Linked DNA regions of Mus musculus: region 1 is linked to region 2. A link is a loop called in an ENCODE intact Hi-C map of the cell type or tissue named here. Cell type or tissue: heart. All regions are shown on one strand. Links, peaks and the distances in the headings refer to the core of each region. The heading gives the core; the rest is flanking DNA. Region 1 has its middle 99 kb from the start of Gm22622. Region 2 has its middle 57 kb from the start of Gm22723.

Region 1 (16,739 bases), core at 5,204-13,203, 210 kb after region 2:
GGAAAAGAAAGATTAAGAGCAAATGGATTGTGGACCTGTTTAGAAATATTTCATTGGGGTAATTTGAGTCTTCATTGTCAGAAGTGCAGTCCTCCAACAAAATACCAAACACGAGTCAGCAGTAGCATTCCAGTTAACTCATTAACCAAATATGAATCAGTAGTAGCAGCTTAATCCAGAAGAAACCACAAGGATATGCCAATATGCAAGAGTACACAGTAGCAGCAAGAAGCAATTGGTATAGCATCAGAAGATCTTTGGTGAATTTCTCTCTACAGAGTCACAACAAGCGATATCAATGAAGAACTAAGAATGCAAGGTAAATCAATGCAAGAGTGTCATCAGCAAAGAATAGCCTCGTGGAAGCCCAACAAAGACTAGCAAAGACTAGAAAGGCTAACCAATGCAATAACATGGTCCATTGTTGGGTAATACTTATACTCTTTAGAAGATAATAAGAAACTCCATACAAGGAGCATAAGAGGAACTTAATCCATAAGGTTCTGATTTGAGGCATTTTGGCTGAGCCTCTTGGCTCTTTTTTTTTTTTTTTTGGCTCTTGGCTCTTAAGCACATCTACATACACGCATACAAACACACACACCCCCCCACACACACACAAACACAAAGACACACACACACACACACACACACACACACACACACACATATATATATATATTAAACCATATCCCAGAATTTCTAATGTAACAATTTACCAACTTTAGTCTATTCTCTGTTTGTGTTTTCTTATATTCTAAAATGTAATTGACTTCTTACATCTGTATTTTTGTTGTTCTATCTCAACTAACACAAAAGTAGATCAACACTAGGGTCAGCTACAGGTGGAATGAAAGGCAATGTGACCCTTATGAAAGTGTCAGGCCTCTGGATGTCAGGTATATACCCTCTCACTATTCATTTTCCTGGGTCCAGAGACTGTTTTTCTCCCCACCCTATATCTACAGAAAATGTTTAGACTGAACACTGGAGATATATATATATATATATATATATATATATATATATATATATATATATACTATTTTTTCTTTTGTTAAATCAATTTTTCCACATAACTTTTGATGTCACATTGTTTTTATAAAGATTGGTAGACAGTAAATAAAATCAAAAAATAAACAGCACTGAACTGTTTATTTGGGATTGAATTTATGGCATATCATATTTACATGCATTTCTGTACTTACATTTGTTAGCAGAAAAAAATTTTAAATTAGCAATTGTGGGCTAGAGAGATGGGTCAGTGGTTAACAGCACTGGCTGCTCTTCAAGATGTCCTGAGTTCAATTCTTAACAAACAAATGGTGACTTATAACCATTTTTAATGTTATCCAATGCCCAATTCTGGTGAGTCTCAGGAGAACTACAGTGTACTCATGTACACAAAATAAGTAAAATTAGTAATTAAACTTCCCCTGCAATACAAACCTATCTTAAAATATTAACTTTCCCCCTTTCCTTTGGCAAATCTTCCCCATAGCTTTTTTACTGATGGTATTATGTTTCAAACAACCAGGTTATATATAGGAATTTAAGAACATTTATGTATATAACAATGCATATATGTGTGTAACTGCAGGGCTGTGGGTATAGGGGAAGAGGGGAGTGGGAGAGAGTGCCTGCATCCCACCAGAGTTCCAGTGTTCTGTACTAGAGGACATGGGAGAACTGCCGGATGCATTGCACGTGGCCCCACGTGGGCATCTGGCTGGGTGAAGCCACTGACCCCCGCATTGTGTAGGGGGTGCACAAGGTACAGCCCTTGGGACCAAGTTCTCAGTCTCTGGTATCCCTTGCTGGATATAGCAGAGAAGCTGAGAACAGAATAAGGGCCCCAGGGTGGCACTTGGCCCCTGAGATAGGGGAAGATTGGGCAGGAGGAAAGAAAGGGAATGCTGGGTGGATCTCACACAGGCAAGAAGGTCCATGGCTGGAGCAGAGGAAGACCTTCTGAGAGGAGGTTAGAATCGGCTCATTAGAAGAAAGCCTATCCACTTGTCTAAGCATGGCAAGCCTTGGTGAACAGAAACAGTCTATGGTTTTAGAGTTTTTATTGTTGAAAGGCAGGGGGTAAGAGAAAAGGGAGAGAGAGAGAGAGAGAGAGAGAGAGAGAGAGAGAGAGAGAGAGAGAGAGAGAGAGAGACTGCCCATGGACATGGATGGACATGGTTTGGGGGAAAGAGAAGAAAGGCTAGAGAGTAAGAAAGCTTAAAGAGAGAGGTAAGAACTTAAGGGAGTAAGGAAGCAAGGAGGGGTCAAAGAGCCCCTCTTATATCTTACTGTTGCTAGGCAACTGTGGGGAGGATACTATCCTCAAAGTCAGAAGCTTGGGACATCTTCTAAATGACTGATAGCCACATGCCTCACCTGAGGGGGCTGTGGGGGATGTAATTTTGACAAGAGACAGGGGTCCAGGAGACATGAGGGAATGCCTTCTATCCAATGTAGCTGAAAATTAACACCACTGGTTCCTACTGGGGTTCAAGACCTCAACTCCACTGGAGTTCAGACTACCTACGCACAGCCTAGTGCCCCACATGTAACCACAACTAATTGAGAAAAAAGACCAAACATTTTAAAGAAAGCAAGGAGAGTATATAGGAGACTTTTGAGAATGAAAGGGGAAGGGGGAAATGATGTAATTATGATAACATTTTAAGAAATAAAGAAATAATTAGATCAGAAATATGGGAGAAAGCCATAAAATTTTAAGTGTATAAATGTTTGTCAATCTGTGTAGAACTTGTCTGTTTAACCCAGGAATTAAGGACCTGAAAGAGTGGAGGTGATTATAATCTAATACTGTAGAAAACCTTACTTCAGTTTAAATATGCATTGATACATGACTGTAACAAAGAAACAGATGATCCAAGGAAGGTTACTTGAGTAAAGAAAAAAATGTAAATAGACATTTGTAGAAACATACAAAATATTGAAATTGCATCCCTTACCCTGAGCTTTTTCAGAAGAGACTGATTTAAACACAATTGCCTGACAAGTAACATTGATCGTATCTGAGAAAGCATAAAAGCAAGGCAGAAGGTCATAAGCAGATTCAAGGTACACAGACCAGATTGGGTTCTATAGCTATGATCTGATAGCCAACTAGAAAAAACAGAACGTATATGATGAATATAAATATTTTTTACAGGAAACACAAATCACATCCAAGAACAATCTGTGAAACAAAATGCACTTGAGGTAAAAGCCTTTTTTTTTTTTTTCTTGGAGCATCACTCACAGTTGCCCAAGGCATTGTTAAACATGTGTCATTCTTTTGACCATGTTCCAACAGATGTTCATTTTGTTATTGAAATATTTACTCTTCAACGTCAGATCCTCTGCAACTATAGTTACAAGTTATTGTGAAACACCACATTAGTGCTGGGACTTGAACCTTGGTCATGTGTTAGAACAGTAAGTACTATTAACATCTGAGCCATCTCTTTATTCTCTTTCTATTTATTTTTTTAATCTATCTTATCGAATTTTTTTACATCTTTACTTTGCAACTGCCTTAATGTTTATAAAACACTGAGGATAATTCACTTCTTCAACACAAATGTGATATGGTATCAATTTAATATAGAAGTGAGGAATGTCATGTAAGCAATACATGCAAGTGGGAAAAGAAATAATTAATCAGAGATTATGACTTCATAGAATGGAAGGAAAAACACAATTAGAAAAAAAACCAAAATTTTTTCATCACACAAATAGATGAATTGCCATAGAGAAGTTACTATTACACATATCTTTGATCTTATCTTTATTTGTAGAGATAAAAAATAAAAAGTTTAATGTAGATGAGTTGTTCTTACCATCACAATGTAATTAACTTTTCGAATAATGGAACCTGGGCCAGACTGGACCATTCACAAGTCCATGGTGGAATGGATGGGTATCATGAGACTTCTACTCCTTCTGAACATTTATAGTCAATAAAGATTGCTGGTTGTTTGGGAGGAATCACACCATACCTCAAACATTTCTCACAATCTACAGGATTTCATAGATGCTGGAAGACAGGATAAAGATGATTTTCAGTGGGGTATCTGATGAAGAGGTGCCCATGTTCCTATAAATAAGTCTGCAAACCTGATTATACAATCAGTCCAAATAAAACTTACTGGTAACCTGAAACTTAACATATGTATACACATACATATATTCATGTATTTTTGTACATATATTATAAGATTTAATTTATATAATACACACTATGATAAAGCTATATAAATCTATATAATACATTTATGTACACATTATATATGTATGTCTAAAAATAGACTCATCAGTTGGTATGATGAAAAAGAGAAGTGGGAGTGAGAGAGAGAATATGATCAAAATATATGATATATATATATATATACATATATATATACATGAAAATTATGATTGTGAAAATTATTTCTATACCTAAATTATATATACAGTTAAAACATTTAAAATTTATTCCACTGATGAGCAATGGAATAAAAGGAAACTTAAGTCTAAATCACTTCACAGGGTTCCATCCCTGTACAGTAAACAAGAGATGTTATTTTTAAGATTTTTATAGAAAATTATATTAGCTTTATAAAAGTCTGCATTACTCCTGAAGTTAATATTACAAGTTAAATACCGAGGTCTACATGACAAAGAAAAGTACATAAGTAGTTGTATCACATAAAGCTCCAAAATATTTATCTCCCCAAAATATTTATTCTCCCCAAAATTAGGATTTCATCTTTCAGGAATTTCTTTGACTCCAAAGTTAAAAGTGTTTTCCTGTTAATCTTGAAGTCTTAAGAGAGCAAAACAAGTGGAGAAGTTTAGTATAAGTATTAAAAAGAGAGGGTCCAATGGGTAAGAATGATGCTGGTCTCAGCATCTTGTTACACTGTGTGAGCTTCTCTCATCTACTGTCTGCCAAAGGTATTATATATGCACTGTGCCCACACCTTCCCACACCCACTCACATCAATTTTTATAAAAGTAAAATAACCAAAAAACTTTTTCTTTTGCTTTCTTCAGACAGAGTTTTTCTGTATAGACTTGGCTGTCCTGGAACTTACTTTGTAGACCTAGCTGGCCTCAAACTCAGAAATCTGCTTGCTTCTGCTTCCCAAATGCTGGGATTAAAGGCGCGTGCCATCACTGCCTGGCAACAAAAAACATTTTTATAATAGTAAAAAAAAAATATCGTGTTTCTACTCACCCAATATATGTATGTCTTATTTTAGGACAAATATCTGGAGAATAGGGGAAAAAATCAAACAAGTAAGACAAACACATTCTCTTTAAACATTTTCAATAACTGTAAGCTTGAAAAATAATCTGTGAATAGTACGTTAGCATCACAAACATTGCTTTCTAATATTGTATTTTATATAGAGTCCCATGGCACAGCTACTCTCTATGACCCTTCCCTTTCTCAAGCAGGTAGTTTATGCTTTACTTTGGAATGAGTATCTGATCACACTGTTCCAAAAACTCCTGCTGCTTGTCACTACCCACACTGTCTGTTTTCCTTCATTTTGTGAGAGGAGAGGAGAGAGGATAAAGAGCAGAAGAGATTGAGAGAGTTTGGGAGAGGGAGAGAGGGAAGGAGGAAGAAAAGAAGGGAGGGAGAGAGGGAGAGAGAGAGAGAGAGCTGTTTAATGTTCTTCAATGTATATTCCCCCCGCCCCCCGCAGATGTGTTGTCACACTATGGGCCCCTCTCTGTCCATCTTTTCATTGCTGCATCTGGTTAGTATTGTTCACCACTGTCGTTCATGGGGTCTTGAGAAGGACTAAAAAATGTGGGACATTACACATTTACAATGGTAGACTACTGTGTTCACAATTGTAGACCTAAGTACATTACATTTTGAGCATCTCACATGGTATTTTACATTCTCCAAAATTAACAACTTTAGTCTCCAAATTAGTTGCATCTAAGAGTTAGTAAGGTTTCCATTTATGGCATATTTTTAAAATCCAACTCTAACCTATACTATTATCTTCATTGTTAGTCCTTTGTTCTGTAGGCTGCTGATGAAATAAAGTGGGGAAATAATGTAATATTTCTACAAACAAGATGATTGAGACAAAGAAACCCAGATATTCTCTTTTTACATTTCTCAAACATAAATTACATCCATGTTTTCCTTTAAAGCATCTGAATTCAAATTTTATTCTTGGACTATAAGGTGACATAAGCCAGGTTCCAATAAGAATTTGAAGGAGTGTCATTGAATAGTGAACCTTCTATGTGTATGCATCTATGAATCAATGCCTTCTATGTACATAGAATTTTAATTAAAAGAAGACATTATGTAGTTCTGTTCTATATAATAGTAAAAGAGGAATGATGGACTGGAAAGATGGCTAAGCTGTTAGGAACACCGCTCCCCTTTGGAGGACTTTGGTTCAATTCCCAGCACCCAAATTTGACCCTATTATTCAAACACTGTGGTCACTATGCACACCATGGTGTGGAGACATATATACAGCCACACAAATAAACTAAAAAGATAATAATGATGACAATAATAATGAGTCACCATACTCACCAGCCAAAAATAACACACACCTCAAACCTTATCATCATTGAAATCACAATTATGAATGCAATGTATTTTGCACATCTTCCCCACAAAGTGAATTCCTCAAGCATATGGCCATTACTTCTGTAAGACTGATTATTGCAAATGATTGCCAATTACTAAAAATCAGAAACAAAACCGTGCATACTTTGTTATCATTAGAATTGAAGATTAAATTAATAAGCTTTAATATGAATATTTTCATTGGTTATTTTAATTACTGACATTCTTATCTTTTATATTTCAGCTAATTAAAATATATTCATTAAATTCTTTATTAAATGTCTGTTAAACAGAACATTTTTTACTTTTTAAAGATTGATTTTATTTTGTTTTATTTATGTATATAAGTGTGTGTCTCTGTTTATTCATATGATGTTGTGCTCTCAGAAGAAATCATTGGATTCCCCAAGAGACATTTAGACGGTTGTGCACAAAGTCATGTGGGTACTGGTATCAAAGCAAGAGTCTCTTGAAAGAACATCAAGCTCTCTTAACTACTGATCATCTCTCTTGCTCATGAATAATTATTTTTATCGACAAATTTGACAATTTGCTAAATAGTCAAAATAATATTTATAATGTAAAATGAGTTTTAAATTATTCTACATAAAATATATTCTTAGATATTTTTCACGTGAATATGTTACAATGAAAATGAGGAATTTTAAAAATATTTTAAAAAATTGTTTGGTCTTTTTTTTCCAATTTAATGTGATGTGTGTGATCTGATCATGTTGCTTCCTTAGACTCCAGTGTAAGGCCTGATGAGAAAGTAGGAAATATTCTTCTAGGTTCTAGTTATGGAATAATGTCAGCACCAAGGGATTCACTTCAATCTCCAGTTTTGTTCATAAACCTTGCAAATAGGTCACATATACAAACAACTTAATAAAATAAAGTAGATGAGTCTGCATTTGTGTGTGAATATCAAACATTCATTTCGTTCATCCACTCTAAAAGGCAAAGAGACAGGCTTAAATAATACAAGTTTCAGATCATAGGAAATTGGTACATGGTTGCTGTAGAAACAATGAAGAATGACTTTGTTGTTATGGGTGGATCACCTCCAACTGTTTCAGAAAAAGACATCAGAAACTTGTATCTTGTAGCTGTGGCAGATTCCTATGTTGGTATAAAAATCCTTAATCTTTTCCTTGCTATGGGTAATCTTTTTTTTCAGAATATTGTTTTTTTTATTTGATATTTTCTCTTCTATAAATACATCTGATTTTATGGACACTGAATTTATTGTTGTTTAACTCAAACTTTGATTTTCTGATTCAGACTGCTTTCACGCAAAAAAAAAAAAAAAAAAAAAAAAAAAAACAAAAAAACAAAAACTCATATCGACATCAATGATGGACATAGATGGACATGCAGACCCACATGGGGAATATAGAAACAGATAATTGTATTCACATACCAGATGTAAGTCTGACAAATACAAAACCATTACCCATATCAGACAACTACAATCCAATGAAATCTCAGTTGCTATTGGTGTATTTTTAAGTGAGTTTTCTACTCATATCTTTAGTATTGATAAAGCAAGGGATGAGTTATTAAGGTCTTCATCTAGACTATGTTTACATTTGCAAAATGGGATACTTATTCATATATTATATAATTTAAGGATTAATATTTGCAGAAAATTCTTGCTATTCAATCTCTAATACACTGCTATCTGAGAACCAGTGATTGTACAGAATATGAATATAATTCCTTCCTCTTCACACCAAATTTATGCTGATTTCTCTGCTGATGAACATGAAATTACATTTATTACATGTGAAAATTCCAAAACTAATTTTGGATTTATATTTCGTTTCCTTGAACTCACAATGACCATTAGCATAAGTTTATATTTTCTTATCATAATCCTAATTTTATTCCTTTACATGTTTTTATTTTATTTATTTTATATTTCACTTTAACATTATAAAAGGGCAAGAATGAGTTAATCAGAGCACTCACTTATCTTCATTCCCCAACTGTGAATAGAGTGTGACCACACACTTATGACAACACAGCTATAGACATAGCCACTGCTGGTAGACCATACCATAGTGGATCATATCTTCAATCTATGAGATAGAAAAATCTCTTTCTTAGGTTTAGTCTCATTAAGTATTTATTTTTAACAGTAAAACAGTACCAAGACAATAATTAATACAGAAATCAAGTGGCACAATCCAATGTGTCTTATGCCTTTAAAACTGTAAAGGGATATGCTAAATATTCTCAAAGTATTTCTAAAAAGTAGATCTTTGCAAAGTGCTCTGTACTAACTTGCATTCATTCTTCAAGAATATTTCACTTTAAAACATCACATCTAATGAAAAATATGTGAAGTACATCAAAACATTAGTCTTTAGTATTCTAAAACTATGAATTCCTATAAACACATGCATAATCTACATAGTGGATGCAACCTCCTGGCACCAGACTCCTGAACTCAGCTGTTTGGCTGCATATTCATGCTTACATGGGCTCCTGCCACAGTGTGTGCTCTTTCCTCATCGCAAGACTTGCAAGCTGCTCTTCCATTTGTTCATTTCCTCCAAATCAGTTTCTGTTTCACATGATCAACACAGCCAGGTCCAATCTGTGCCCACCTCTACCATCACGTGATTCCATCACTCCTTTTTTGTATGTATTAACATTTTTCTTGTTATTTAAATTTAATATGCTTCTGATTCCTTCTGAAATTATTTTCAGTTTTGCATAAATACATTTCCCCAAACAATTGAGGCTCTTTTTTGTTACCCCTATATCATATTAAGCCATCCAACTACTGTGCGCTTATTTATTCATTCAATAGAGCAGTGTTAAAAAAGTAAGGACAAAAACAACACAAAACAAAACAAACAAAAAACATAAAGCCTCTGCAGCCTTATGACAATGGGAATTATGTCTTTGTGAGAAGAAAGGATTCAGGATAATTTCAGCTATACAATCATACAAAAAATATGAAAGGCTTGTTTATAAAACCATATCAACAACTTTATTTAATTTGCTTGGAGACTGTGTCCTGGGAGCTCAGTGGTGAGAAAGAGCAATACCCTGGAACATGGTGCTGCAAGGAATGAGGAGCCAGCACAAAGGGGGGAAAGGGGGAAGGGGCAGGCAGCATTTGCTGTGGCTGAAACAAGGAGAAAGGAAGCAGGAGAGGTTAGCCAAAAGCCAGTCGAAGATGAATTCTGCAGACAGGAAGTATAGACTTTCTTCTGACTACAATGAGGAGTGAAAATTTATAGGGAGGCTTCGGAAGCTACTGCACAAGATGGTAGATTGAACCATGGAAATGTGCTTGGGATTCTAGAATTATCTTCAGATTGTTCTGTCATTTTTCACCCTGAATCTGCTCATTCCCTACTAAAGAGATACTTTTCCCTAGCAATATAATGGTATGCTATAATACAGTATGCTTAGTCTACAAGACAAGGTAGGAAAGGCTCAGTTTGAAAAGTTCATTTCTCTTTATAGCTGGGTGAAAATTTTTGCATTTCTTTAATATGTGATTTTTGAAGACCTGACATTAATTTATTTATTACAGCAAAGAAATATTCTTAACTGAGCTATGACATCAGGCTTCCATACAATTTAAATAAACTTTCACTTATATTGAAAGGTTGCATTTAACATAATTTAGACATTACAATTTGTTTTCAGTTTTTTCTATATGCAAAAAAAATATTTTAAGACTGGGATATAAAATAATCTTAATAAATACATTCAAATCAGAAAAATAGAGTTTTTGTGTTATTAAAATTGGACAGAACTCAATTGAAATAGACTTAAAATATAGAGACTCCCCCATGTTTATGAAGTGAAATCAATAGCAACCTCCTTTAGCTACCCTCTGGACAACAATAGTGGGAGAAATTACCATTTAAAGGATACATCTGACTTTAGTGCTGTTAAAATAAAACTAAGATGTATCTCTTATAACTGATGACAAAGTAACAGTGAGACAATACCTTCATAAATAGAGTTGCAAATAGCAGTAGTGTTGGCTCTCTTGATAATCTCTTCCTCTGTCTAAAATTTATCTTCCAAAAAACCAAAAGTATTAGTTTATCACAAATGAAACCTACTTGTCCACTAGGTACATATATGATATTCCGTACCTAACACCCAAATCTTCATATTCATCCATCATAGAAATACATTATATATCACATATACCATACAACACAAGCACAGAACATCACAAACATCAACTATATATCACAAAGGTAAACATACACCATTAATCACTCACTATACAACATACATACAATTTACATCCTACACACATACTATATATCATTATTGCACACTATATGTCAGATACACATCATGCATCATATATACACTAAATATCAAACATGTACTCAACACTATAAACAATCTAGACATCACATAGTTACACTGTACATTTTGTGCTATAAGCACTGAAAACATGAACCTAATTTAGTCTTTCTTCATTAAATTGTTTGTCTTCAATATTTTCTTTTTTATATAGGTACTCTATTTATTTCTATTTGAAATGTTGTATTCTTTCCCAACCCCCCTCGAAAGCTCTATCCCACCCTCCCTCCTTCTAATTCTATGAGGGTGAGCCCCCACTTCTGCCTCTACACCTTCACATTCCCATATACTGGGACTTTAAGTCTTCATAGAACCAAGAGTCTCTTCTCCAATTGATGCCTTACAAGGCCATCCTCTGCTACATATATGGTGCTTCTTGGCCATTGGATAATCCTATATTCAAAATTCTTTGTTTAGCTCTGTATGCCATTTTAAATATGTTTATTTTTATTATCTACAGTCTAACTTTTTGAGTTCTTTGATAATTTTGGATAGTAACCCTCTATCAGATGTAGGATTGTAAAGATCTTTTCCTACTCTGTTGGTTGCCATTTTGTCCTATTGACAGTGTCCTTTGCTTTACAGAAGCTTTACAATTTTATGTGGTCCCATTTTTCTAGTGTTGGTCTTAAAGCATAAGTCACTGGCATTGTGTTCAGGAAATTTTCCACTGTACCCATGTTATCGAGGCTCATCACAACTTTATCTTCTATTAGTTTCAGTTTATCTTGTTTTTTAGGAGGTCCTTTACAATTTTACTTTAGCTTTGTACATTGAAATAAGAATGGATTGACTGCATTCTTCTACATACTGACTGCCCGTTGAAACAGCACCATTTATTGAAAATGCTGTCTTTTTTCCACTGGATAGTTTTAGCTCCTTTGTCAAAGATCAAGTAAACATAGGTGTATGGGTTCAATTCTGTGTCTTCAATTCAATTGCATTGATCTAGATGCCTGTCACTCTACAAATACCAAGCAGTTTTTATCACTATTGCTCTGTAGTACAACTTGTGGTCATTGAAGGTGATCCCCCAGAAGTTCATTTTTTTGTTGAGAATACTTTGTGCTATACTATTTTTTATTGTTTAGTTTTCTTTTGCTATTCCAAATGAATTTGCAACTTACTTTTTCTAACTCTAGGAAGAATGGAGTTGGAGTTTTGATGGGGATTGCACTGGATATGTAGATTACTTTTGGCAAGGTGGCCATTTTTACAATATTAATCATGCCAATCCATGTGCATAAAAGAACTTTCATCTTCTGAGATACTCTTGAATTTCTTTCTTCAGAGACTTGAAGTTCTTGTCATACAGATCTTCCACTTACAGCTTAAAGTCAAACCAAAGAATTATATATTATTTTTGACCATTGTGAAGGATGTCATTTCCCTAATTTCTTTATCAGCCTGTTTATCCTTTCAGTATAGGAAGGCTATTGTCTTAGAGTTTTACTGCTGTGAACAGACACCATGACCAAGGCAATTCCTAACAAAACAACATTTAATTGGGGCTGGCTTACAGATTCAGAGGTTCAGTCCATTATCATCAAGGTGGGAGCATGGCAGTATCTAGGCAGGCATGGTGCAGGTAGAGCTGAGAGTTCTACATCTTCATCCAAAGGCTGCTAGTGGAAGAAAGACTTCCAGGCAACTAGGGTGAGGATCTTATGCCCATACCCACAGTGACACACCCATTCCAACCAGGTCACACCTATTCCAACAAGGCCACACCTCCAGATGGTACCACTCCCTGGTCCAAGGATATATATAACATCACATTCCACTACCTGGTCCCCATAGACTTGTTAAAAAACATGAGTCTATGGGGACCTACTTAAATACAGCATAATGCAAAATGCATTCATTCCAACTTTCAAAGTCCTCATAGTCTATAGCAGTCTCAACAATGTTAAAAGTCCAAAGTTCAAGGTCTCTTCTGAGATTCATCGAACTTATTAACTGTAATCCCCAAAGCAAGGCAGCAAACCAGCTGGGCAAACTCCAAACTCTGCATCTCCATGGCTGATGTTAAAGCAGTCTTCAGATCTCCACTCCTTTTTCATCTTTGTTGACTGCAACAAATTGCCTTCTCCTAGGCTGGTTCCAATCCCTGTTAGCAGCTTTCATCAGCATGTACCCCATGGCTCTGGCATCTTTAACAGCTTTGTGTCTCCAAGGCAATTTCAATGTTACAGCTTCTTGTTTCAGTGTCTGGGATTCCAGTTGATCTTTTGGACTCCTCCTAAGGGCTGGCATCACTTCCACAGCTCTGCCCTCTGTAGCACTCTAAGCTCAGGATGATCCACTCCACTACAGCTGCTGTTCTTGGTGATCATTCCATGGTACTGACATCTCCAATACACTGGGGTGTTCCACTCCAACTAGGCTTCACCAATAGCCTCTCATAGGCTCTCTTCATGGTGCCAAGCATCAAATCCTTTGCCTGACCCCTTCAGTCCTGGGCCATCAACAGTTAAGGCTACACCTTCTCCAATGGCCTTCCATGACTTCTCACAGTGCCAAGCCTCAGCTGTTCTTCATGACACCTTCATGCCTTCAAAAAAACCAGTACCACCTGGGTGACTCTTTCACATTACCAAGTCCACCTGCAGCACGAGGTACAACCTTGTCTATCTCTGGAACACAGCTTTTTTGTGCTCCCAGAAAACAACTCCCAGATTTCAACACAGTGATACTGGTCTCTTCTTAATCATTGCTAATGTCTTTGCTCTAGCTAACCAACATCAATTGTCCCAGTAGTTTCTTTCATTCTTAATTCTAGAGCCAGAGCCACATGGCTGAAGCTGCAGAGTTCTGCTGCTTACAGGAACTAGAAAATGATCCTCTTGTACTATTACATTATCACTGGCTTTATGTTTTATAAGTCCTTCACTGCCTAAGCTTGGCTATCCTGGTTCTTGCTCTGTAGACTGAACTTGAATGCAGAGATCAGCATTCCTGTCTCATGGTATTAAAGGTGTATACCACATGCCTGTATCTAAATTCAGCTGGGTAGGAACTTGCCCCAATGTCCTACTCCCTTAATCTGCTATTTTCTATAACACAGGATTTTGCTCCATTCACTTCCAGGTATGCCTTGAATACTCGAACCATATATTTTATATTTGGCCTTTTTAAGCTTGCTATGCTTGTTCAAACTTCTCTTTGTGAGACTTAACCAGAGAACAAATTCTCTGTTGGGCTTTTTTGAAACTCCCTTTGTCAATGCAATTGATGCAATTAATCCAAGTCTCTTCACCTTAGCCTCAGGCAGACTTTTCAGACAAGGGCAAAAAGTAACCACATTCCTCACCAAAATACCACAAAAACAGTCTTTATGCCACATACTGAAATTCTTCTCTTTTGAAATCTCTTGGGCCAAGTCAACACAGTTCAAATTACTCCCACCAACAAAGTCTTCCATATTCCTACTAGACTGACCCATTAAGTCCCATTTAAAGCATTCCACTGAGTTCCAAATCCAAAGTCCAAAAATCCACATTCTTTCAAATAAAAGCATGCTCAGGCCCATCACAGTAATACCCCACTCCTAGTACCAACTTCTGTCTTAGTTAGGGTTTTACTGCTCTGAACAGACACCATGACCAAGGCAAGGCTTAATAAAACAACATTTAATTGGGGCTGGCTTACAGATTCAGAGGTCCAGTCCATTATCATCAAGGTGGGAGTATGGCAGTATCTAGGCAGACATGGCACAGGTAGATCTTCATGCAAAGGCTGTTAGTGGAAGAAAGACTTCCAGGCCACTAGGGTGAGGATCTTATGCCCACACCCACAGTGACACACCCATTCCAACCAGGTCACACATATTCCAACAAGGCCACACATCTAGATGGTGCCACTTCCTGGTCCAAGGATATACAAACCATCACAGCTATTGATTTGTTTGAATTAATTTTATATTAAGCCACTTTGATGATGTTGTTTAGAAGATTATGGATTTCTATGGTGAAATTTGGGGGGGTCTCTTAAGTATAAACATCATCTGCAAATAATCTTATTTTGTAATATTCCTCCCAAATTGGTATGGGAATTTGTATGGGAATTTGAGGGTTAAAAGGCAAATACTGAAGTAAGAAATTTACATTTTGATTGAAGAAAGGAGGATAAGGTAAACAAGGGAAAATAGGGAATAATAAATAACACTAAATACCTGCTGAAAAAGTCAAATAGAAGCTAATATATATATATATACTAGATGGCCCTACTAGAGCAAAGAATAACAAATGAAAAATGCAAGTCAGTGCCAGGAAAGAGTTCCTTCTTTTGGAATTGATTGTAGGTAACTGCTGTTCCTTAGTCCCAAATAATACAAGTTATTTCCAGCGTTCTTGTTTAACCTTCAAACCTTTATGATAAGGTCCTATTGTTGAGGATACCATTTAGAACATGGTGAAATTAAGAGGATAGTGAACTGGAAGCTTCATCCCTATTGGTTTTCCTTTATATTACTATAACATAGTATTCTCTGTGATGCCAAAGGAGAAAATTTTCTTCAGTAAATTCTGCAAATTAAAACAATGCTAGACTGGGAAAATACACCCAATGATACAGTGGTGGCATATCATCATGGGAGAAACCAATCACTTTTGAAAAATTAGATTCAAGACTCATTCTTCATGAAGAAACTTACACCAGGTACCATTTTCTGACTAAGAGCCTGTGGCTTGATAGTATTCAGACTCTAGCACAGAACCTAGCACTACTGGGTTACTAAATGGACATAGTGCTAAACCTATTTATCATTTTATCTATAGATCAGCATATTTCTCAACCTGTGTCACCACAAAAACAAGTAACATAAATGCAAATTATGAAAATATTTTAAAGTGTTTTTAAGGTTTAATAAGACATCTATTACTTTAACTCAAAACTTACAAAAATTAAAACAGCATCATTTATAAAGAAGGAATGTTTAAAAGAAATACACCTGGCCAAGAGATGGGCAATGAGAAAAATGACAGACTCTGTTGGTTACCCATCTTCTTCACTATGACAGAATGTTTGAGATGAACAACTTAAGGTACAGAGGATTTACTTTCCCTTGTATTTTTAAAGTTTTCAATTCATTATGAATGGCAGTGCATTGCAGAGTTAAAAACTCACTCCATGCCAGACAGGAAACAGAATGAAAGCAGCAATTGTCTTTCTTGTCTTATTTTATTATACCTAGTCCACAGCCCAAAAGATGGTACCATGTCCAGTTCCATGAAGTCTTTCCCCACACCGCCAGCCACTATCCCTTTAGAAGAGCCCTCAGTGACATATCCAAAAGTGTACTCTACTAATCTCTTTTCAGTTAAGCTGGAAGTCAAAACCAACTTTCATAATCTTCCAATGAACAAAGAGTGAGTTGTGGGCATTTCAACCACTCTCTGCATTTACTCCTAGTTACTCAATATAAAAACTTCTACAGTTTCACTATCAGAACATTATAAATGCTTTGGTGCTAAGGTAGGAAGAACTATGAAAATGAAGAAGAATGTATTGTACATTTCTTGCAGAAGTCTAAAACCAAAGAATTCTCAAAGTGACATACAGCATTATGAACAGAATTTTTTGAAGTATCTGAAATAATGAAAAATTGTGGGTATCCAAATTAATGAGAAATTAATTAAGTGATGACTGGGAATGTGTTCAAGTATTTTCACTATAGAACACAGTGCAACTGTGCTCCTTATATATGTCATATGATTATACAAATGACACATTTGTATAAAAACATGCTATGAATAACTGTACTAGCAGAATGGCCACTAAGAGCTAAGAG
Region 2 (16,739 bases), core at 4,717-12,716:
AAGAGTGTCATCAGCAAAGATTAGCCTGCTGGAAGCCCAACAAAGACCAGCAAAGAGTAGAAAGGCTAACCAATGCAAAACATTGTCCATTGATGGGTAATACTTATACTCTTTAGAAGATAATAAGAAACTCCATACAAGGAGCATCAGAGGAATTCAATCCATAAGGTTCTGAACTGAGTCATTTTGGCTGAGGCTCTTGACTCTTAAGCACATCTTTAGAACAAACATCATGTTTCTTTTCTCCATACACACACACACACACACACACACACACACACACACACACACACACACACACATATATATATATACATACACACATATACATACACACACATACATATATATTTATATATATATATGTATATATATTATATATATACACACACACATACACGCATACACACACACACACACACATATATGTATGTATGTATACATGTTGTTTTAAACCATATCCCAGAATTTCTAAATTTCTAATGAAACAATTTACCAACTTTAGTCTGTTCTGTGTTTGTGTTTTCTTGTATTTTAAAATGTAATTGACTTCTTACACCTGTATTTTTGTTGTTCTATCTCACCTAATACAAAAGTAGATCAACACTAGTGTCAGCTACAGGTGGGATAAAATGCAATGTGACCCTTATGAAAGTGTCAGGCCTCTGGATATCAGGTATATACCCTCTCAGTATTCATTTTCCTGGATCCCGAGACTGTTTTTCTACCCACCCTGTATCTACTGAAAAAGTTCAGACTGAACACTGGATATATATATATATATATATATATATATATATATATATATATATATATATATAAATTTTTCTTTTGTTAAATCAATTTTTCCACATATCTTTTGATGTCACATTGTATTTATAAGGATTGGTAGACAGTAGATAAAATAAAGATAAACAGCATTGAACTGTTTATTTGGGATTAAATTTATGGCATATCAGATTTACATTCATTTCTATACTTACATTTGTAAGCAGAAAAAAATTAAAATTAGCAATTGTGGGCTAGAGAGTCGGGTCAGTGGTTAACAGCACTGGCTGCTCTTCAAGATGTCCTGAGTTCAATTCTTAGCAAACAAATGGTCACTTATAACCATTTTTAATGTTACCCAATGCCCACTCCTGGTGAGTCTGAAGAGAACTACAGTGTACTCATGTACACAAAATAAGTAAAATTAGCAATTGAACTACCTCTGCAATACAAACCTATCTTAAAATATTAACTTTCCCCCTTTCCTTCGGCAAATCTTCCTTATAGCTTGTTTCCTGATGGTATTATGTTTCAAACAACCAGGTTATATATAGGTATTTAAGAACATTTATGTATATAAAAATGCATATATGTGTGTAACTGCACTGCTGTGGGTGTAGGGGAAGAGGGGAGTGGGAGAGAGTGCCTGCATCCCACCAGAGTTCCAGTGTTCTGTACTAGAGGACATGGGAGAACTGCCAGATGCTTTCCACGTGGCCCCACGTGGGCATCTGGCTGGGTGAAGCCACTGATCCCACATGGTGTGGGTGGTGCACAAGGCACAGCCCCTGGTACCAAGTTCTCAGTCTCTGGTATATCTTGCTGAATACAGCAGAGAAGCTGAGAACAGAATAAGGGCCCCAGGGTGGCACTTGGCCCCCGAGATAGGGGAAGATTGGGCAGGGGAAAGAAAGGGAGCACTGGGTGAATCTCACACAGGCAAGAGTCTTTAGTCTGGTCCATGGCTGGAGCAGAGGAACACCTTCTGAGAGGAAGTTAGAAGCAGCTCATTAGAAGAAAGCCTATCCAATTGTCCAAGCATGGCGTTCCTTGGTGAACAGAGACAATCTATGGTTTTAGAGTTTTTATTGTTGAAAGGCAGGGGGAAGAGGAAAGGGAGAGAGAGAGAGAGAGAGAGAGAGAGAGAGAGAGAGAGAGAGAGAGAGCCCATGGACATGGGGGGAGAAAAGAAAGGCTAGAGACTAAGAAAGCTTAAAGAGAGAGATAAAAACTTAAGAGAGTAAGGGAGCAAGTAGGGTCCAAACAGCCCCTCTTTTATCTTGCTGTTGCTAGCCCACTGTGTGGAGGATCCTATTCTGAAGGCCAGAAGCTTGGAATATTGTCTACATGAGTGATAGCCACATGCCTCTCCTGTGGGGGCTGTGGGGGCTGTAATTTTGACAAGAGTGAGGGTTCCAGGAGACATGAGGGAATGCCTTCTATACCATGTAGCTGAAAATTAGCACCACTGGTTCCAACTGGGGTTCAAGACCTCAACTCCACTGGAGACCAGGCTGTCTGTGCATAGCCCAGTGACCCACATGTAACCACAACTAATTGAGAAAAAAGACCATATAATTTAAAGAAAACAAGGAGAGTATATAGGAGAGTTTTGAGAATGAAAGGGGAAGGGGGAAATGATGTAATTATGTTATAATTTCAAGAAATAAAGAAATAATTAGATCAGAAATAAGGGAGAAAGTCATAAAATTTTAAGTTAGTAAACGTTTGTCAACCTGTATAGAACTTGTCTTTTTAACCTGGTGGTTTAAGGACCTGAAAGAATGGAGGTGATTATAATCTAATACTGTAGAAAACCTTACTTCAGTTTAAATGTGCATTGATATGTGACTGTAACAAAGATACAAATGATCCAAGGAAGGTTACTTGAGTTAAAAAAAAACATGTAAATAAACATTTGTAGAAACATACAAAATATTGAAATTGCAGCCCTTAACCTGAGCTTTTTTAGAAGAGACTGATTTAAACCCAATTGCCTGACAAGTAATATTGATTGTATCTGGGAAAACATAAAAGCAAGGCAGAAGGTCATAAACAGATATAAGGTACACAGACCAGACTGGGTTCTATAGCTATAATCTGACAGCCAACTAGAATAAACATAACTTATAAGATGAATATAAATATTTTTAATATGTTTTACAGGAAACACAAATCACATCCTAGAACAATCTGTAAAACAAAATGCACTTGTGGTAAAAGCCTTTTTTTTTTTTTTTTTTTTTTTTTTTTTTTGGAGCATTACTTACAGTTGCCCAAGGCATTAAACATGCGTCGTTCGTTTGACCATGTTCCAACGGATGTTCATTTTGTTATTGAAATATTTACTCTTCAACGTCAGATCCTATGCAACTAGAGTTGCAAGTTATTATGAAACACTACATTAGTGCTGGGAGTTGAACCTTGGTCATGTGTTAGAACAGTAAGTACTATTAACATCTAAGCCATCTCTTTATTCTCTTTCTATTTCTTTTTTTTAATCTATCTTAATGATTTTTTTATGTTTTTACTTTGCAACTGCCTTAATTTATATAACACATTTCTTCAACACAAATGTGATATGCTATCAATTTAATATAGAAGTTAGGAATATCATGTAAGCAACACATGCAAGTGGGAAACGAAGTAAAGAACCAGAGATTATGATTTCATAGAATGGAAGGAAAAACACAATTAGAAAAAGTCCAATATTTTTTCATCACACAAATAGATGAATTGCCATAGAGAAGTTACTATTACACATATTTTTGATCTTATCATTATTTGTAGAGATAAAAACATAAAAAGTTTAATGTAGTAGAGTTGTTCTTACCATTATAATGTAATTAACTTTTCAAATAATGGAACCTGGGCCAGACTGGACCATTCACAAATCCATGGTGGAATTGATGGGGATCATGAGACCTCTACCCCTTCTGAACATTTATAGTCAATAAAGATTTCTGGGTGTTTGGGAGGAATCACACCAGATCTCACACATTTCTCACAATCTACAGAACTCCATAGATGCTGGAAGATGGGATAAAGATGATTTTCAGTGGGGTAGCTGATGAAGAGGTCCCCATGTTCCTATAAATAAGTCTGCAAACCTGATTATGCAATCAGCCCTAATAAAACTTACTGGTAACCTGAAACTTAACATATGTATGCATATACATATATACATATGTATATAATGTATTTTGTGCATATATTATAATATAAGATTTAATTTATATAATACACACTATGATAAAGCTATATAAATCTATATAATACATGTATGTAAACATAATATATGTATGTCTAAAAATGGACTCATCAGTTAGTATGAGGAAAAAGAGAAGTGGGAGTGAGAGAGAGAATATAATCAAAATACATTATATAGATACTTGAAAATTATGATTGTAAAAATCATTTCTATACCTAAGTAGTATACACAGTTATACAATTTTAAAATTTATTCCCCTGATGAGCAATGTAATAAAAGGAAACTTAAGTCTAAATCACTTCACAGGATTCCATCCCCGTACAGTAAACAGGAGATGTTATTTTTAAGATTTTTATAGAAAATTTTATTAACCTTATAAAAGTCTGCATAACTCCTGAAATTAATATTCCAAGTTAAATACTGAGGTCTGCATGACAAAGAAAAGTGCATAAGTAATTGTACCACCTAAAGCTGCAAAATATTTAGCTGCTCATAATTTACCCCAAAAATAGGATTTCATCTTTCAGGAATTTCTTTTGACTCCAAAGTTAAAAGTGTTTTCCTGTTAATCTTGAAGTCTTGCATTGTTTTTTTTTTTGTTGTTGTTGTTGTTTTTTTTTTGTTGTTGTTGTTTTGTTTTGTTTTGTTTTTTTCCGAGACAGGGTTTCTCTGTGTAGCCCTGGCTGTCCTGGAACTCACTCTGTAGACCAGGCTGGCCTCAGATCAGAAATCCACCTGCCTCTGCCTCCCAAGTGCTGGGATTAAAGGTGTGTGCCACCACTGCCCAGCCTAATCTTGAAGTCTTAAGAGAGCAAAACAAGTGGAGAAGTTTAGTATAAGTGTTAAGAAGAGAGGGCAAAATGGGTAAGAGTGATGCTGGTCTCAGCATCTTGTGACGCTGTGTGAGCTTCTCCCATCTACTGTCTGCCAAACTTATTGCATATGCACTGTGCCCACACCTTCCCACACCCACTCACATCAATTTTTATAACAGTAAAATAGCAACAACAACAACAAAAAAAACATTTTCTTTTGCTTTCTTCAGACAGGGTTTCTCTGTATAGCCTTGGCTGGCCTGAAACTTACTTTGTAGACCTGGCTGACCTCGAACTCAAAAATCTACCTGCTTCTGCTTCCCAAATGATGGGATTAAAGGCATGTGTCATCACTGCCTGGCAACAAAAAACATTTTTATTATAGTAAAAAAAAATTGTGTTTCTACTCACTCAATATATGTATGTCTTATTTTAGGATAAATATCTGCAGAATAGGGGGAAAATTCAAAAAAGTAAGAAAAACACATGCTCTTTAAACATTTTCAATAGTTGTAAACTTGAAAAATAATCTGTGAATAGTAAGTTAGCATCACAAATATTGCTTTCTAATATTGTATTTTATATAGAGTCCCAGGGCACAGCTGCTTTCTATGACCCTTCCCTTTCTCAAGCAGGTACTTTATGCTTTACTTTGGAATGAGTATCTGTTCACAAAGTTCCACAAACTCCTGCTGCTCTTCACTATGCACACTGTCTGTTATCCTTCATTTTGTGGGAGGAGAGGAGAGAGAAGAAAGAGAGGAAGAGATTGAGAGAGTTTGGGGGAGGGAGAGAGATAAGGAGGGAGACAAAAAGGGAGGGAGAGAGGGAGAGAGATAGAGAGAGAAGAGCTGTTTAATGTTCTTCAATGTGGAATCCCCCCTCAGGTATGCTGTCACACTGTGGGCTCCTCTCTGTCCATCTTTTCATTGCTGCCTCTGGTTAGTATTGTTCACCTCTGTCTTTCATGGGGTCTTGAGAAGGAATCAAAATGTGGGATATTACACATTTAAAATGGTAGACTACTGTGTTCACAATTGTTGACCTACTAAGTACATTACAGTTTGAGCATCTCACATGGAATTTTACATTATCCAAAATTAACAACTTTAGTCTCCAAATTAGTTGCATCTAAGAGTTAGTAAGGATTCCATTTATGGCATAGTTTTAAAATCCAACTCCAACTTATACTATTATCTTCATTGTTAGTCTTTTGCTCTGTAGGCTACTGATGAAATGAAGTGGAGAAACCTAGATATATTCTTTTACATTTCTCAAACATAAATTATATCCATGTTTTCCTTTAAAGCATCTGAATTCAAATTTTATTCTTGGACTATAAGGTGACATAAGCCACGTTCCGATGAGAATTTGAAGCAGTGTCATTGAATAGTGGATCTTCTATGTGTATGCATTTATGAATCAATGACTTCTATGTACATAGAATTTTAACTAAGAGAAGACATTATGTAGCTCTGTTCTATATTATAGTAAAAGAGGAATGATGGACTGGAAAGATAGCTAAGCTGTTAGGAACACCGCTCCCCTTTGTAGGACCTGGGTTCAATTCCCAGCAACCACATTTGATCCTATTATACAGACACTGTGGGCACTATGTACACCATGGTGGGGAGACATATATACAGCCACACACAAAAAAATAAAAAGATAATAATGATGACAATAATGATGAATCACCATACTCACCAGCCAAAAATAACACACAGCTCAAACCTTATCATCAATGAAATCACAATTATGAATGCGATTTATTTTGCACATCTTCTCCACAAAGTGAATTCCTCAAGCACCTGGTCATTAATTCAGTAAGACTGATTATTGCAAATGATTGCTAATTATTAAAAATCACAACTTTGTTATCATTAGAATATGAATATTTTCAATGGTTATTTTAATTACTGATTTTCTTATTTTTTTATTTCAGCTAATCAACATATATTCATTAAATTCTTTATTAAATGTCTGTTAAACAGAACATTTTTTATTTTTTAAAGATTGATTTTATTTTGTTTTATTTATGTATATAGGTGTGTCTCTATTTTTATTCATATGATAGGTTGCTCCCAGATTCCAGAAGAAATCATTGGATTCCCCCAGAGACATTTAGATGGCTGTGCACAAAGTCATTTGGGTACTGGTATCAAAGCTAGAGTCTCTTGAAAGAACATCAAGCTCTCTTAACTACTGATCATCTCTCTTGCTCATGAATAATTATTTTTATTGACAAATTTGACAATTTTCCAAATAGTCAAAATAATATCTATAATGTAAAATTAGTTTTAAAGTATTCTACATAAAATATATTCTTAGATATTTTTCATGTGAATATATTACAATGAAACCTGGGAATTTTTCTAATATTTTTAAAAATTGTTTGGTCTTTTTTTTTCCAACTTAATGTGATGTGTGTGATTGGATCATGTTGCTTCTTTAGACTTCAGTATAAAGCTGGATGAGAAACTAGGAAATATTCTTCTGGGTTCTAGTTATATAATGATGTCTGTCAGCACCAAGGGATTCACTTCAATCTCCAGTTTTGTTCATAAACCTTGCAAATTGGTCACATATACACACAACTTAATAAAATAAAGTAGATGAGTCTGCATTTTTGCATGAATATCAAATATTCACTTTGTTCATCCACCCTAAAAGACAAAGAGACAGGCTTAAATAATACAAGTTCCAGATCGTAGGAAATTGGTACATGGTTGCTGTAGAAATCATGAAGAATGACTTGGTTGTTATGGGTAGATCACCTCCAACTGTTTTAGAAAAAGACATCAGAAACTTGCATCTTGTAGCTGTGGCAGATTCCTATGTTGGTATGAAAATCCTTAATCTTTTCCTTGCTATGGGTAATCTTATTTCAGAGTATTGAATTTTTTATTTGATATTTTCTCTTCTATAAATACATCTGATTTTATGGACACTAAATTTATTGTTATTTAACTCATACTTTGATTTTATTTTCTGATTCAGATTGCATTAACTCAAAAAAAAAAACTCAAATAGACATCAATTATGGACATAGATGGGCATGCAGACCCACACGGGAACATAGAAACAGATACTTGTTTTCATATACCAGATATAAATCTGACAAATACAAAACCATCACCCATATCAGACAACTACAATCCAATGGAATCTCAGTTGTTATTGCTGTTTTTTTTACATTAGATTTCGACTCATATCTTTAGTATTGATAAAGCAAGGGATGAGGTATTAAAGTCTTCATCTAGACTCTGTTTACATTCGCAAAATGGAAAGTTATTCATATTTTATATAATTTAAGAATTGATATTCCCAGAAAATTCTTACTATTCAATCTCTAATACACTGCTATCTGAGGACCAGTGATTGTACAGAACATGAATATAAATCCTTCCTCTTCACACCAAATTTATGCTAATTTCTCTGCTGATGAACATGAAATGACATTTATTACATGTACAATTTTCAAAACTAATTTTTGATTTTTATTTCTAGTTTCCTTGAAGTCACAATGACCATTAGCATAAGTTTATATTTTCTTATCCTAATCCTAATTTTATTCCTATATATATTTTTATTTTATTTATTTTATATTTCACTTTAACATTATAAAAGGGCGAGAATGAGTTAATCAGAGCACTCACTTATCTTCATTCCCCAACTGTGAATAGAGTGTGACCACACACTCATGACAACACAGCTAGAGGCATAGACACTGCTGGTAGACCATACCATAGTGGATCATATTTACAATCTATGAGATAGAATAATCTCTTTCTTAGGTTTAATCTCGTTAAGTATTCATTTTTAACAGTAAAACAGTACCAAGACAAGAATTAATACAAAAATCAAGTGGCACAATCCAATGTGTCTTATGCCTTTAAAACTGTAAAGGAATATGCTAAATATTCTCAAAGTATTTCTAAAAAGCAGTTCTTGCAAAGTCCTCTGTACTAACATACATTCATTCTTCAAGAATATATCACTTTAAACATCACATCTAATGAAAAATAAGTGAAGTACATCAAAATAGTAGTCGTTAGTATTCTGAAAATGTGAGTTCCTATAAACAGATGCATAATCTACAGAGTGGATGCCACCTCCCAAACTATTGAGGCATTTTTTTACCCCTATCTCCTATTAAGCCATCTAACTACTGTGTGCATATTTATTCTTTCAATAGAGCAGTGTTAAAAAGTAATGACAAAGAAAACTCATAAAGACTCTGTAGCCTTATGACAATGGGTATTATTTCTTTGTGAGAAGACAGAATTCAAGATAATTTCAGCTATACATATCATACAAGCAAAACATATGAAAGACTTGTTTATAAATCCATATCAACTACATTAGTTAATTTGCTTGGAGACTGTGTCCTGGGAACTCAGTGGAGAGAAAAAGCAATACCCTGGAACAGAGTGAGGCAAGGAATGAGGAGCCAGCACAAAGGGAGGAAAAGGGAGGGGCTTCTTGAAGTATCTTCAGATTGTTCTTTTTGGTGTGGTCATTTTCACCCTGGCTCCGCTCATTCCCTAATAAAGAGATATTTTTCTCTAGCAATACAGTGGTATGATATATTACAGTATGCTTAGTCTATAAGACAAGGTAGGAAAGGCTCAGTTTGAGGAGTTCATTTCTCTTAATTGTTGGGGGAAATTATTGCATTTCCATAATATGTGATTTTTTAAGACCTGCCACTATTTTATTTATTACAGCAAAGAAATATCCTTAACTGAGCTATGACATCAGGCTTTGATATAATGTTAATAAACATATTGAAAGGTTGCATTTAATATGATTTAGATATTATAATTTTGTTTTCAGTTTTGTCTATTTGGAATAAAATTTAATTTTAAGACTGGGATGTAAAATAATCTTAATAAATACGTTCAAATCAGAAAAAAAAGAGTTCGTGTGTTATTAAAATTAGACAGAATTCAATTGAAATAGACTTAAAATATGTAGAGACACCTCCATGTTTATGAAGTCAAATCAATAGCATCCTACTTTAGCTACCCTCTGGACAAAAATAGTGGGAGAAAACACCATTTAAAGGATACATCTGACTTTAGTGCTGTTAAAATAAAACGAAGATGTATCTCTTATAACTGATGACAGACACAGTAACAGTGAGACAATAACTTCATAAATAGAGCTGCAAATATGAGCAGGGTTGGCTCTCTTGACACTCCCTTCCTACATCTAAAATTTATCTTCCAAACAACCAAAAGTATTAGTTTACCACAAATGAAACCTACTTGTCCACAAGGTACATATATGATATTCCATACCTAACACCCACGTCTTCATATATATCTGTAATAGCAATACATTATACATCACATATATCATACAACACAAGCACAGGACATCACAAAAATCCTCTGTATATCACACACATAAACATACACCATTAATAACTCACTATACTACATACATATATTTTATATCCTATACACATACTATATATCATTACTGCACACTATACATCAGATACACATTATGCATCATATATACACTAAATATCAAACATGTACTCAATACTATACACACTCTAGACATCACATTGTTATACTGTACATTTTATGCTATAAGCTCTGAAAACATGAAACAAATTTAGTCTTTTTTCATTAAATTGTTTGTCTTCAATTTTTTCTTTTTATTGGGTATTTTATTTCAATTTGAAATGTTATATGCTTTCCCGATCCCCCCCCCCAGAAACCTCTATCCCATCCTCTCTCCTAATTCTATGAGGGTTTGCCCCCACTTCTGCCTCCACACCTTATGATCCCCTGTACTGGGGCTTTGAGTCTTCATAGGACCAAGAGTCTCTTCTCCCATTGATGCCTTACAAGGCCATCCTCTGCTACATATATGGTGCTTCTTGGCCATTGGATAATCCTCCATTCAAAATTCTTTGTTTAGCTCTGTAGGCTATTTTAAATAGGGTTATTTGATTATCTAGTGTCTAACTTTTTGAGTTCTTTGATTATTTTGGATAGTAGCCCTCTATCAGATGTATGATTCTAAAGATATTTTCCTACACTCCTGGTTGCCATTTTGTCCTATTGACATTGTCCTTTGCCTTAGTGAAGATTTGCAATTTTATGTGGTCCCATTTATCTAGTGTTGGTCTTAGAGCATTAGCCACTGGCATTGTGTTTAGAAAATTTTCCACCATACCTACCTTATCGAGGCTCATCACAACTTTCTCTTCTATTAGTTTCAGTGTATCTTGTTTTCTGAGCAGGTCTTTACAATTTTACTTTACATTGTACAAGGAAATAAGAATGGATCGACTGCAGTCTTCTACATACTGACTGCCAGTTGAAATAGGACCATTTGTTGAAAATGCTGTGTTTTTTCCCCTGGATGATTTTAACTCCTTTTCAAAGATCAAGTGAACATAGGTATATAGGTTCAATTTTGCATCTTCAATTCAATTCCATTGATCTACATGCCTGTCACTCTACAAATACCATGCAGTTTTTATCACTTTCGCTCTGTAGTACAACTTGTGGTCGTTGATGGTGATCCCCCCAGAAGTTCTTTTATTGTTGAGAATAGTTTGTGCTATACTATTTTTTATTGTTTATTTTTCTTTTGTTATTCCAAATGAATTTGCAAGTTGCTTTTTCTAAATCTAGGAAGTATGGAGTTGGAGTTTTTGTGGGGATTGCACTGGATATGTAGATTACTTTTGGCAAGGTGGACATTTTTACAATTTTAATCATGTCAATCAATGTGCATGAAAGATCTTTCATCTTCTGAGATATTCTTCAATTTCTTTCTTCAGAGACTTGAAGTTCTTATCGTACAGATCTTTCACTTATAGGTTAAAGTCAAACCCAAGTGTTTATATTATTTTTGACTATTGTGAAGGATGTCATTTCCCTAATATCTTTCTCAGCCTGTTTATCATTTCAGTATAAGAAGGATATTGATTTGTCTGAATTAATTTTATATTCAGCCACTTTGATGATGTTGTTTATAAGGTTTAGGATTTCTATGGTGAAATTTTGGGGGACACTTACATATACCAACCTCATTTGCAAATAATCTTATTTTGAAATCTCCCTTCCCAATTTGTATGGGAATTAGAAAACAATGAGGGTGAAAAGAGAATCACTAAAGGAAGAAAGTTTAAATTTTGATGGAAGAAAGGAGGATAAGCTAAACAAGGGAAACTAGGGAGTAATAAATAACACTAAGTACCTGCTGAAAAGTCCAATAGAAGCTACTATATATACCAGAAGACCGATGGCCCTACTAGACCAAAGCATAACAAATGAAAAATGCAAGTCAGTGCCAGGAATGAGTTCCTTCTTTTGGAATTGTAGGTAACTACTCTTTCTTAGTCCCAAATAATACAAGTTATTTCCAGCATTTTTCGTTAACCTCCAAACCTTTATGATAAGGTCCTATTGCTGAGGACACCACATAGAACATGGTGAAATTAAGAGGATAGTGAACTGGAAGCTTCATCCCTACTGGTTTGCTTTTTTTTAAATTCGGTATTTTCTTCATTTACATTTCCAATGCTATCCCAAAAGTACCCTATACCCTCCCCCCAAATCCCCAAACCAACCACACCCACTTCCTAGCCCTGGTGTTTCCTTGTACTGAGGCATATTAAGTTAGCAAGACCAAGGGGCTTCTTTTTCCAATGATGGCCAACTAGGCCATCTTCTGATATATATGCAGCTAGAGACTTGAACTCCGAGGTTACTGGTTAGTTCATGTTGTTGTTCCACCTATAGGGTTGCAGACCCTTTAGCTCCTTGGGTACTATCTCTAGCTCCACCATTGGGGGTCTGTGATCCATCCAGTAGCTGACTGTGAGCATCCACTTCTGTGTTTGCTAGGCCCAAGTATAGGCTCACAAGAGACAGCTATATCATGGTCCTTTCAGCAAAATCTTGCTAGTGTATGCAATTGTGTCAGGGTTTGGAGGCTATTTATGGGATGGATCCCTGGGTATGGCAGTCTCTAGATCGTCCATCCTTTCATCTCAGCTCCAAACTTTGTCTCTGTAACTCCTTCCTTGGGTGTTTTGTTCCCAAATCTAAGAAGGGGAAAAGTGTCCATACTTTGGTCTTCGTTCTTCTTGAGTTTCATTTGTTTTGCAAATTGTATATCTTGGGTATTCTAAGTTTCTGGGCTAATATCCACTTATCAGTGAGAATATATCATGTGAGCTTTTTTATGATTGGGTTACCTCACTCAGGATGATGCCCTCCAGGTAAATCCATTTGCCTAGGAATTTCATAAATTCATTCTTTTTAATAGCTGAGTTGTACTCCATTGTGTAAATGCACCGTATTTTCTGTATTCATTCCTCTGTTGAGAGGCATCTGGGCTCTTTCCAGCTTTTGGCTTTTATAAATAAGGCTGTAATTAGCATAGTGGAACATGTGCCCTTCTTATCAGTTGGAACATCTATTGGATATATGCCCAGGAGAAGTATTGTGGCATCCTCCGTAAAGACACCGTCAATAAGACAAAAAGGTCACCAACAGATTGGGACAGGATCTTTACCTATCCTAAATCAGATAGAGAACTAATATCTAATATATATATCCATATATATATATATGGAACTCAAGAAGGTGGACTCCAGAACATCAAATAACCCCATTAAAAATGGGGTTTAGTGCTAAACAAATAATTCTCACCTGAGGAATATGGAATGGCGGAGAAGCACCTGAAAAAATGTTCAACACCCTTAATCATCAGGAAAATGCAAATCAAAACAACCCTGTGATTCCACCTCACACCAATCAGAAAGGCTTATATGAAAAATTCAGGTGACAGCATATGCTGGCGAGGATGTTGAGAAAGAGTAACACTCCTCCATTGTTGGGAGGATTGCAAGCTTGTACAACTATTCTGGGAATCAGTCTGGTTGTTCCTCAGAAAATTGGACATACTGGTTTGCTTTTATATTATTATAAAATAGTACTCTGTGTGATGCCAAAGGAGAAAATTTTCATCAGTGAAGTCTGCACATTAAATCAGTTCTGGACTGGGAAATCATACCCAATTATACAATTGTGGCACATCATCATGGGAGAAACCAATCACTTTTGAACAATTGGATTCAAGACTCATTCGACATGAAGAAACCTTCACCAGGTACCATTTTCTGACTAAGAGCCTGTGGCTTGGTAGTATTCAGATTCTAGCATAGAACCTAGCACTATTGGGTTGTTAAATGGACATAGTACTAAAACTATTTATCATTATATTTATAGATCAACATATTTCTCAACCTGAGTCACAACAAAAACAAGTAACATAAATGCAAATTATGATAAATATTTTATGATTTTAAGATTTAATAAGACTTCTGTTACTTCTAAAACTTACAAAAATTAAAACAGCATAATGTATAAAGAAGGAATTTTTAAAAGAAATAGACATGGTCAAGAGATGGGCAATGAGGAAAATGACAGGCTCTGTTGGTTACCCATCTTCTTCACTATGACAGAATGTTTGAGATGAACAACTTAAGGTACAGAGGATTTACTTTCCCTTATATTTTTAAAGTTTTCAATTCACTATGAATGGCAGTGCATTGCAGAGTTAAAAACTCACTCCATGCCAAACAAGAAACAGAATGAAAGAAACAATTGTCTTTCCTGTCTCATATTATTATACCTAGTCCCCAGCCTAAAAGATGGTACAATGTTCAGTTCCATGAAGTCTTTCCCCCCACCCCCAACCACTATCCCTTTAGAAGAGCCCTCACAGACACATCCAAAAATGTACTCTACTAATCTCTTCAGTTAAGCTGGAAGTCTCAACCAACTGCCACAATCTTCCAATAAACCAAGAGTGAGGTGTGGGCATTTCACCCACTCTCTGCATTTACTCCTAGTTACTCTATGGAAAAACTTCTACTGTTTCACTATCAGAACATCATAAATGCTTTGGTGCTAATGTAGAAAGAACTATCAAAATGAAAAAGAATGTATTGCACATTTCTTGCAGAGGTCTAAAACCAAAGCTTTCTCATAGTGACATATAGCATTATGAACAGAATTTTTTGAAGTGTCTGAAATAATGAAAAATTTTGGGTATCCAAATTAATGGTAAATTAATTAAGTGATGACTAGGAAGGTGTTCACGTATTTTCACTATAGAACACAGTGCAGCTGTGTTCCTAATGTATGTCATATGATTATAAAAATGATACATTTTTATAAAAACATGCTATGAATAACTGTACTAGCAGAATGACCCCTAGTCAAGCATATATATATATATATATATATATATATATATATATATATATATATATGTATGTATATAGTTCATGACAACGTCATTCTTTTGGTTTCATTACTATTACTTTGATAAAATATTTTGACAAAAAGCAATGTCAAAGAGAATGGACAGAAATGTGAAAAGTTCACTGAAGCAGGAACTAATCACATGCTCCCACCCTTAAGAACAGAGAAATGAATAGACACATGATCACTTGCCTGTTTGATTGCACTCAGCTCACAAAGTTAAGGAACCCCTGCCTAGGATGTGATACCGCCCACAGGAGGTTGTGACCTCACACATCAATAAACTTAATTAATAAGTAACTCATAGACATTCCCACAGAACAATCCAGTGTAGACAATCTCTCATTGAGAATCTCTGACAGCGGTCTGAATTATATGGCTGATCAAAGAAAGAATTTCAGTCCAGCATGTAATTGAAGTTCTGAGGTAGCAGAGAAGAACAGTTTTCAGAAACTGAACCTTGAAAACTTTCACAGGATCACATTTACTAATTCTTACACCAATGTTACTTTTGTTGGTAAAGCATGTTCATACTGAAGCCCCTAATCTAATCTATATGTTTGGTGACAGAAAACATCACACCTCTGCCTCTTTAACACTTATACTGTATAATATATAGACTGTATATAGACTGTATATAGACTGTATACTGTACTCAATAATGCAAGTCATTCCATGTGTGCTAGGACCACTTGTTTATTTACCAAAATCATAAAAAAAGCTCCTTAAGAAAAGCAACCCTCTAAATAACAGATATTAATCATGGGTTTCTACAATGATTCCTTCAAAGTCAAAGTACTTCTACAAAAGAAACATTTATTATGATTTCTGCCCTATGTACAATGAAAATCAACTATTCATTGTAGTGTCCAGCTAAAATAATGATTATATTAGAATTTCACTACAACTCTCTTTCTACGTGATTTTTAGATTGTGTCAGGTTTACAATAAAACTGAACCATCACATTGACACAGTATTTCAATACCCACATATACATAAGAGCATTCATACGTGAAAAATACATATGAATCATACCAATTTTGCTGGAGATGTCTTTCTAAGAGAATGGCAAGTCATATACCTAAATTGTGTTTCTATACTGCATGATTTTTTTTTATTATTTGTGACTTTGAATTATTTTATATTTAGAAAATAAAATATTGAAAAATAAATTTCATATATGATTAATTCTAATAGATAAAACATAACATTTCATTTTTTCTTTTGGAAAATATTATTAAAGGAATGGGCTTACTTTTATCTGACGTCAGGGGTTCCATTATAGACTTCATATTTTTCTTACAGAGCATTAGCATAGCAAATGAGTATATGCTTTAAGACAAAATAGATAATTTCTATTTTTAAATAGTCATATTCTTCTCTTTTAATGCATTGCATAAATTATTTCTAATCCCTCATAGTCATCTTAGTATAAGGAATATACTATAAGGAATAATATATATGTTCATAACATAGCTTTACCTTTGTAGAGACTGTCATGTTTGGACTTTGGGACCAGAACGTCTGACTATAGGTCTACTTTTTGGCAAGGCTCTCAAAGATGGTGATTGGATAATGGTCGGTAGAGAACAAGTCCTTACACATGGAAGTTTAACAATGGAATATTTATTAAC

The links. Hi-C counts contacts between places; a loop is a spot of excess contacts. Peaks named below come from ENCODE experiments on the same cell type or tissue, not always from the same donor. Only the 100,000 strongest peaks of a DNase experiment are listed, where the experiment ranks them.
Region 1: a loop joins it to region 2, with 16 times the contacts of the local background. A loop is called at or near these places in 20 of 42 quality-filtered maps.

The regions. Positions count from the first base shown.
Region 1 is chr6:59,796,508-59,813,246 of GRCm38, reverse strand. No RefSeq gene overlaps it. Among named protein-coding and RNA genes, the nearest start is that of Gm22622, 99 kb to the right of the region's middle. In heart, for the core only: no CTCF peak of the experiment used is centred there; no DNase peak of the experiment used is centred there.
Region 2 is chr6:60,005,427-60,022,165 of GRCm38, reverse strand. No RefSeq gene overlaps it. Among named protein-coding and RNA genes, the nearest start is that of Gm22723, 57 kb to the left of the region's middle. In heart, for the core only: no CTCF peak of the experiment used is centred there; no DNase peak of the experiment used is centred there.